Linked DNA regions of Homo sapiens: region 1 is linked to region 2. The links are chromatin contacts, found by Hi-C or POLR2A ChIA-PET in ENCODE. All regions are on one chromosome and are shown on one strand. Each heading gives the region's core, a stretch centred on a gene start or an enhancer-like site at or near the end of the contact. The rest is flanking DNA. Distances are from core to core; before and after follow the strand shown. Region 1 overlaps ST3GAL3 (ST3 beta-galactoside alpha-2,3-sialyltransferase 3). Region 2 overlaps ST3GAL3 (ST3 beta-galactoside alpha-2,3-sialyltransferase 3).

Region 1 (3,121 bases), core at 113-2,612, 36 kb after region 2:
GGACAGGACCTGAGGAGCTACATCTTATCCCTTTCTAACTTCTACTGGAAGGTGAATGACAGGCAAAGCCTTGGTAGAATGTCCCAGACAGGCAAAAGGCAGTTTGGAACCTGTTGTGTGCTATAGAATCAAAAGTGATATGAACTGGTCTGCCACAAGATTTTTGAGATACTGGAAATAAGGTTTTTGAAAACATTTATGGCAATTAGAGTAAGTTTATGTTGCTGAATCTAATAAATAAAAAATAGGCCTGGCACAGTGGCATGCACCTGTGGTCTCAGCTATTTGTTACCAAAAAAAACCCAAAAAAACCAAACTTTTAAAAATGGAGCTTATATTTTATATGTGTATTTCCCTCCTTCCTTCCTTCCTTCCTTCCTTCCTTCCCTCTTCCTTCCTTCCTTCCTTCCCTCCTCCTTCCCTCCCTCCCTCCCTTCCTTCCTTTCCTTCCTTCTTTCTTTCCTTCCTCCCTCCCTTCCTTCCTTCCTTCCTTCCTTCCTTCCTTCCTTCCTTCCTTCCTTCCTCGGAGTCTTGCTCTGTCGCCCAGGCTGGAGTGCAATGGTGTGATTTTGGCTCACTGCAACCTCCACCTCCCAGGTTTAAGAGATTCTCCTGTCTCAGCCTCCCAAGTAGCTAGGATTACAGGTGCCCGCCACTATGTCCAGCTAATTTTTGTATCTTTAGTAGAAGCGGGGTTTCACCATGATGGCCAGGCTGGTCTCGAACTCCTGACCTCAGGTGATCCACCTGCCTCAGCCTCCCAAAGTGCTGGGATTACAGGCGTGAGCCACCACGCCTGGCCTTATTTAACTTTTCTAGTGATTCATTTTTATTCTATTTTATAAAATCATCATTCTGTGACAAAATAGAAATTTAAAAAGCAAAACCAACCGATCCCTCTTCACAGATGGTTTGAGAAGTGTCGGACTACAGTGGAAAGAACAGGTTTTTGAAGTGAATAGGGCTGGGTTGCTCAACCTTTCTGAGCCTCACCTTCCTCATCTGTACCTATCTTCCCCAGAGCTAAGAGAAATGGTGCATGGAGACAAAAACATATCCAGGCATATGTGCTCCGCCAGAGGTGAAGACAGAGGATTGTGGGGACACAGAGAAGGCCCTTCAGCTGGAGGAGTGATGAGAGATTGACTGGGGAGACGTCCTGGTGAAGTCTGATGCCTGAACTATGCTGGGAAAGGTGGGGCTTCGGCAGCAAGACCAGACACACTGGTGGGGGCAGCTTCCTCCTTTGCAGACCAGTTCCAGGCTCCAGCCTAGGAGCAGGAACTGTAGGGATGCTTAGAAGCACAGTCCCTGGTGAGAGCAGGCAGGCTGGCTGCATTCCTGTGGTATTTGAGGATTGATCTTGTCAGATTAGCAGCTTTGCTTTTTTTGGTTCAGGTACAAGATCCCCACGTGGGGAGTTCTTGCTGCTTGTGAAGAGCAAAAGCTGGTGAAAGCACAGAACATGATCCTGGCCCTCCTCCTGAGCTGTGTGAGGCTCCCAGCCAGGAGCAAGCAGCCCTGTGAGTTCCTCAGTGAGAGGGAGGGCCCAGGTCTGAGCTCCACCCACACAAGTCCCAGCGATGAGGCAGCAGCTCAGCAGAGAGCAAGATGCTGGCACCTTCAGGACTGTGTCCTGCTTTCCCTACTCTGTCTGCACCTGGGGAGACAGGTCACTCTCTGACTGGTCTCCCCAAATAAATAGCCAGAGCTAGAGGGGAGAAGGAGGGCTGAAGCCTTGCCTCCCCACTGTGGAGGCAGGACATGAGTCTATGCCTGCCTGCCATGATGAGGGCCCTTGGCTCTGCCTTCTGCCCTGATGCAGGCAAAGAGTCCAGATCCAGGCAAATGAAGTGTCAGAGGGAAGCCACGGCCCTACTCAGGGAGCCTGAGTTCAGTGAATCTCTCAGGAGAGAGGTCTGGGCTGGAAGAAAACAAATTGCACGTAGGTCCATACACAGCCCCCAGAGTGTGGATGAGATTGTCCAGGGTGATGTGGCGAGTATTGGGCCACGTGGCCTCTGTTCTCAGGAGTTCCTGGTCAGGGAAACACACACCTGACAGTTGGCAGCATCACGAAAAAAGGCCTGTTGACAGCTGGCCCTGTGACATCTTTGTGGCCCTTGTGTTGGGATAGACCCATCCTCTCTCCCTCGGTTTCAAGGGCTTAGTATGCGGAAGTTTCCTACACTGGACAACTTCCGAACATAGTTTGAAAACAGAAGATTGGGGCTGGGCACGGTGGCGACCAGCCTGACCGACATGGAGAAACCCCATCTCTACCAAAAATACAAAATTAGCCTGGTGTGGTGGTGCATGCCTGTAATCCCAGCTACTCAGGAGGCTGAGGCAGGAGAATCGCTTGAACCTGGGAGGCGAAGGTTGCAGTGAGCCGAGATCACGCCATTGCACTCCAGCCTGGGCGACAGAGTGAGACTCCATCTCAAAAAAAAAAGAAAAAAAACCAGATGATTGGAAAAACAAAATGACACCTTTGGCTTTGCTGCTCAGCCCCTTCAGATAGTGTGTCTGGGCCACAGGCCAATTGCCAGTTGCGGAACTTGCTCTAAGAAGCAAATGCCCAAATGGAGCAAGTCCTCCAAATGGGGCAAGGCATGTGCTTGAGGCCTGAGCTCAGAAACCAGCTCTGATGAGGGCTGGCTCTGTACCTGCTGTCTCCACTGGCCTTGCTCCCATGTGTCCAAGGTGACTATGATCAGTGAGGTTCTGGCCAGGTTAAGGGCTGTCTCCACCACATTCCCCGTCTCCATCACCCATCCTCATGTGTACCTCAAGACCAGCAAGAGGGATTAAGGGCAGGACTCTGCCAGCTATATGTTCACCCTTAGGCCGCTTCTGACCATCTCAAACCCCCTGCCTCTGCTCCTGTGCCCTTCTCTTCCTGCCCTGTGGCTGTTGCACACACAGGGGTCCCTGATACCCAAGTCCCTTCCCCTGAAGGGCTTCTTTCTGCCCCTCCCTACCCCTGAGGGCGTATGCAAGGAGAATGACCACTGGTTGGATCAGGCCCCATGAGCCCATGTGGGCCTCCTGATGGAAAGAATCCTTCCTCCAAAGCAATGACCTTTTTAAACATGGTCAGCAGCTGCCTCTGGTTTAG
Region 2 (2,919 bases), core at 19-2,518:
TGTCTGGTAAACTAGCAGGGATATAGCCCAAAAATGAGACCCGGACTTCAGCTTGCCTCCTGCTCCATACCCCAGATTTCATTTCTTTACTCTTTCATTTAGCAGATGTTTCTTGAGCACCAGCTATGTGTTTTCTAGTTGGAATAAACGGAAAATTCTAAGACATAGACACAGCCTTATAAGCTTGATTGGAAAGGCTATCCTGCGAGCTGAAGTCTTAGTGAATGGGGAGGAAGCGAATGAGAACAGGAAGGGAGGGTAAAGGGTAGTATTGCTGGATAGCATGAGCAACAGACAAGTTTTTGGTTGTTTGTTTTTTTATAATAAGCATGACATATTGGTGATTTGGAAGCATTAATGGAGTACAAAAAGGATAACCAGGGATCCCAAGGTCCATGAAGTATAGATGAAAGAGCAGCCTCCTTTGCAGAGGGCTGTAAAAATGGCGTTTTCCCGAGAGACCCAGGTTTCTATGAAAGCAAAAATGGAAGGAACATTCACCGAAGAGTTTGAGGATATAAAGGAACACAGTTTTATGCCACATAATTGAAAGTTAGAATGTGGACCGTGCCAGGGGAGAAGTAGGAAATTGGACCAAGAAGAAGCAGAGAGCAGTGACTTGAGGATAAGAAAACTGAGAAGAATATGGTTTGGAGAGAAACAGGAATAACTAGAATGTGAGACTGGTGAGTTGGTGACATTGCCAGCCTTGTGGTTGCCTGAGAATTGACCCCGTCTTCCCCAGGGGTTGGGCACTCAGGCTGCTACGTGCAGGCAGCCACAACCTGATTTAAGGATACCTCCAAGGAGGCACATCTGCTCTCTGAAAGGGGTCTACTGTGGTCTGGCTCAAAGTTGAGGGCCTCGAAAAGTCTCAGGGGTAAAGGCTCTTGCCCCGACAACAAAGTGGATACTCCCTCATTCAGTTAACAGATTTGTTGAGCAACTAATATGTATCAGGCAATATTCTGTGGTCTGAGGATATACCAGTGAACAAGACAATCAATAAACAAAAATTATTATAAATAAAGTTTTTAGGATTTTGGAAGGTGATAAGTGCTGTGAAAGAAAATAGAGCAAGACAAGGGAATGCTGTTGAAGAGATTGCAAGTTGCAATGGGACAGTCAAAGTAGAATTCATTGAGAAGGTGACATTTGAGGAAAGAGTCAAAGGAAGAGAGGCAGAGCATTCCAGGAAGAACCCTAAGGAAATCTCAGTCTCCATTATAAGGAATATGACACAACGAGCCAGGAATGTGCCCATTAGTCCAGGAGAGAGATGAGTCATCTGGATTCCTTGAAGGAGCCAGATCCTGGTGTCCAAGTGTGACTTTCCTGAGCCGACGTGGGCCTTCTGGGAGCAGATTTAATTAAATGGAAGTTTCATCTATTTCTGCTGGGTGTGGGCAGGTGCTCTGTGCTCTGGGAAAGCTCCTGTCTGCTGCCACAGTGTGGTGTTTTACAGTTGCCATGTGGGCAAGAGCATGGGGACTTTAATGCTCAGTCTAATTTCATAAGGAATTCCATGTGAAGACACAAAAATATGAAAATGAAAGCAAACAACTCTTAACCCCCAGAGCCTTGTGAAAAACCAGGTCATTTGTAATAGTGTATAAACATGGAGCAGTCTAAATATAGCCTGAGGTGAGTTTAACACTTCTAAAACAGCCTGTCAAGTTCCCTAGGGCTGCAAGGGGAAAGCATTTATTGAGCACCTACTATATGCCCAGTGGTGCACTAGGTACTTTCTATGTTACCTGTTCCCACAACATTTGCTTAGATAATCTAATCCGGTATCATGGCTTTAAATATCATCTATATGCTGATGACTCCTATATTTATATCAAGCCCAGTTCTCTTTCCCCACACTCCAGACTCATTTACCCAATTGCTTCCTTCATTTGGATATGTATTAGGCATCTCACACTTAACATGTCCAGAACCAAACTCCAGATTCACACCCCTGCCTCCCAGAATCTTTTCTACCCCAGGAAATGGCAGCTAACTACATCCTTCCAATTGCTCACATCAAATACTGTAGCATCATTTCTTTGACACTCAAATCTGATATCAGCAAACCTTATTAGCTTTACCTTAATATCCTCAGATCCAGCCACTTCTCACTACCTCTGTATCATCACTCTGTCCAAACCACCATCTCTCACCTAATTTTTGCACTCCTAACTAGTCTTCCAGATTTTATGCTTGCTTCTCTGTGGTCTATTTCCACACTGAAGCCAAAGTGATCCCATTAAAATACAAGATAGATCTTGTTACTCCTGTGATCAGAACTCCCCAATGGCTCCCCATTTCTTGTAGAATGAGAGCCAGAACCTTTATAGTGCTCATCAAGGCCCTACATGGTCCACACCTTCGTTTCTTGTTGCTCTCCTTCTTGTTTATTGTTTTATCCTGCGCTCCTTGCTGTGATTCGGATATTCCAGACCTGTTCCCGCCTCAGACTCTTGGCATTTGCTCATTCCCTTGTCTGGAACACTCTTCCCCAGATACCTGAAGAGATTGCGCACTCTCTTGCCTTTTTAGAACATAGTTCAAATGTCACCTTCTTAATAAAGTCTCCTTTGCCCATCCCATTTAAAATCATAGCCCCATCCCCTATTGGCGTTCCCTGTTCCCCTTTACTGTGTCATTTTCTCCAGGGTATCTATCACTCTCGGATGCCACATATGTTTTATTTACTTGTTTATTGTCTGTCTCCATCTACTAGAGTGTTTCTTCTGTTTTGTTCCCTACTATTTTCTAACACCAAAACCAGTATCTACTGTATTACTTAGTGATCAATTAATAAATATTTGTTGCATGGATAAATGGTGGACAACTCTGTGAAGTAGATGGTATTTAAATGCATTTTAACAAATGTGAAAATGATATAGAAGGGATAAGTAATTTGCTTATGTT

What was found. A loop is a pair of places that touch in the nucleus more often than their neighbours do. ChIA-PET counts read pairs that join two places held with the same protein, here RNA polymerase II (POLR2A). Pooled maps may share reads with other maps.
Region 1: a loop to region 2 is called in a map of PC-9, with 5 times the contacts of the local background. The contact joins two enhancer-like sites. A Hi-C loop is called at or near these places in 6 of 168 maps with a recorded cell type or tissue (CD14-positive monocyte, PC-9, Right ventricle myocardium inferior and 3 more), 1 of 37 single-sample maps with no recorded cell type and 13 of 50 pooled maps. POLR2A ChIA-PET finds 5 or more read pairs at or near these places in 9 of 52 experiments (BJ, GM12878, HEK293 and 6 more).

What each region holds. Positions count from the first base shown.
Region 1 is chr1:43,857,114-43,860,234 of GRCh38, forward strand. The region is part of intron 5 of ST3GAL3 (ST3 beta-galactoside alpha-2,3-sialyltransferase 3); the gene reads left to right. Among named protein-coding and RNA genes, the nearest start is that of MIR6079, 20 kb to the left of the region's middle. RefSeq lists an enhancer at 1,007-1,625. Within about 2 kb of position 1,363, at least 9 of the 41 ENCODE cell types and tissues checked have a DNase peak (open chromatin) inside an H3K27ac peak, as active enhancers do; they include PC-9, where a contact is called at or near this core.
Region 2 is chr1:43,820,948-43,823,866 of GRCh38, forward strand. The region is part of intron 4 of ST3GAL3 (ST3 beta-galactoside alpha-2,3-sialyltransferase 3); the gene reads left to right. Among named protein-coding and RNA genes, the nearest start is that of MIR6079, 16 kb to the right of the region's middle. RefSeq lists an enhancer at 424-1,623. Within about 2 kb of position 1,269, at least 11 of the 41 ENCODE cell types and tissues checked have a DNase peak (open chromatin) inside an H3K27ac peak, as active enhancers do; they include PC-9, where a contact is called at or near this core.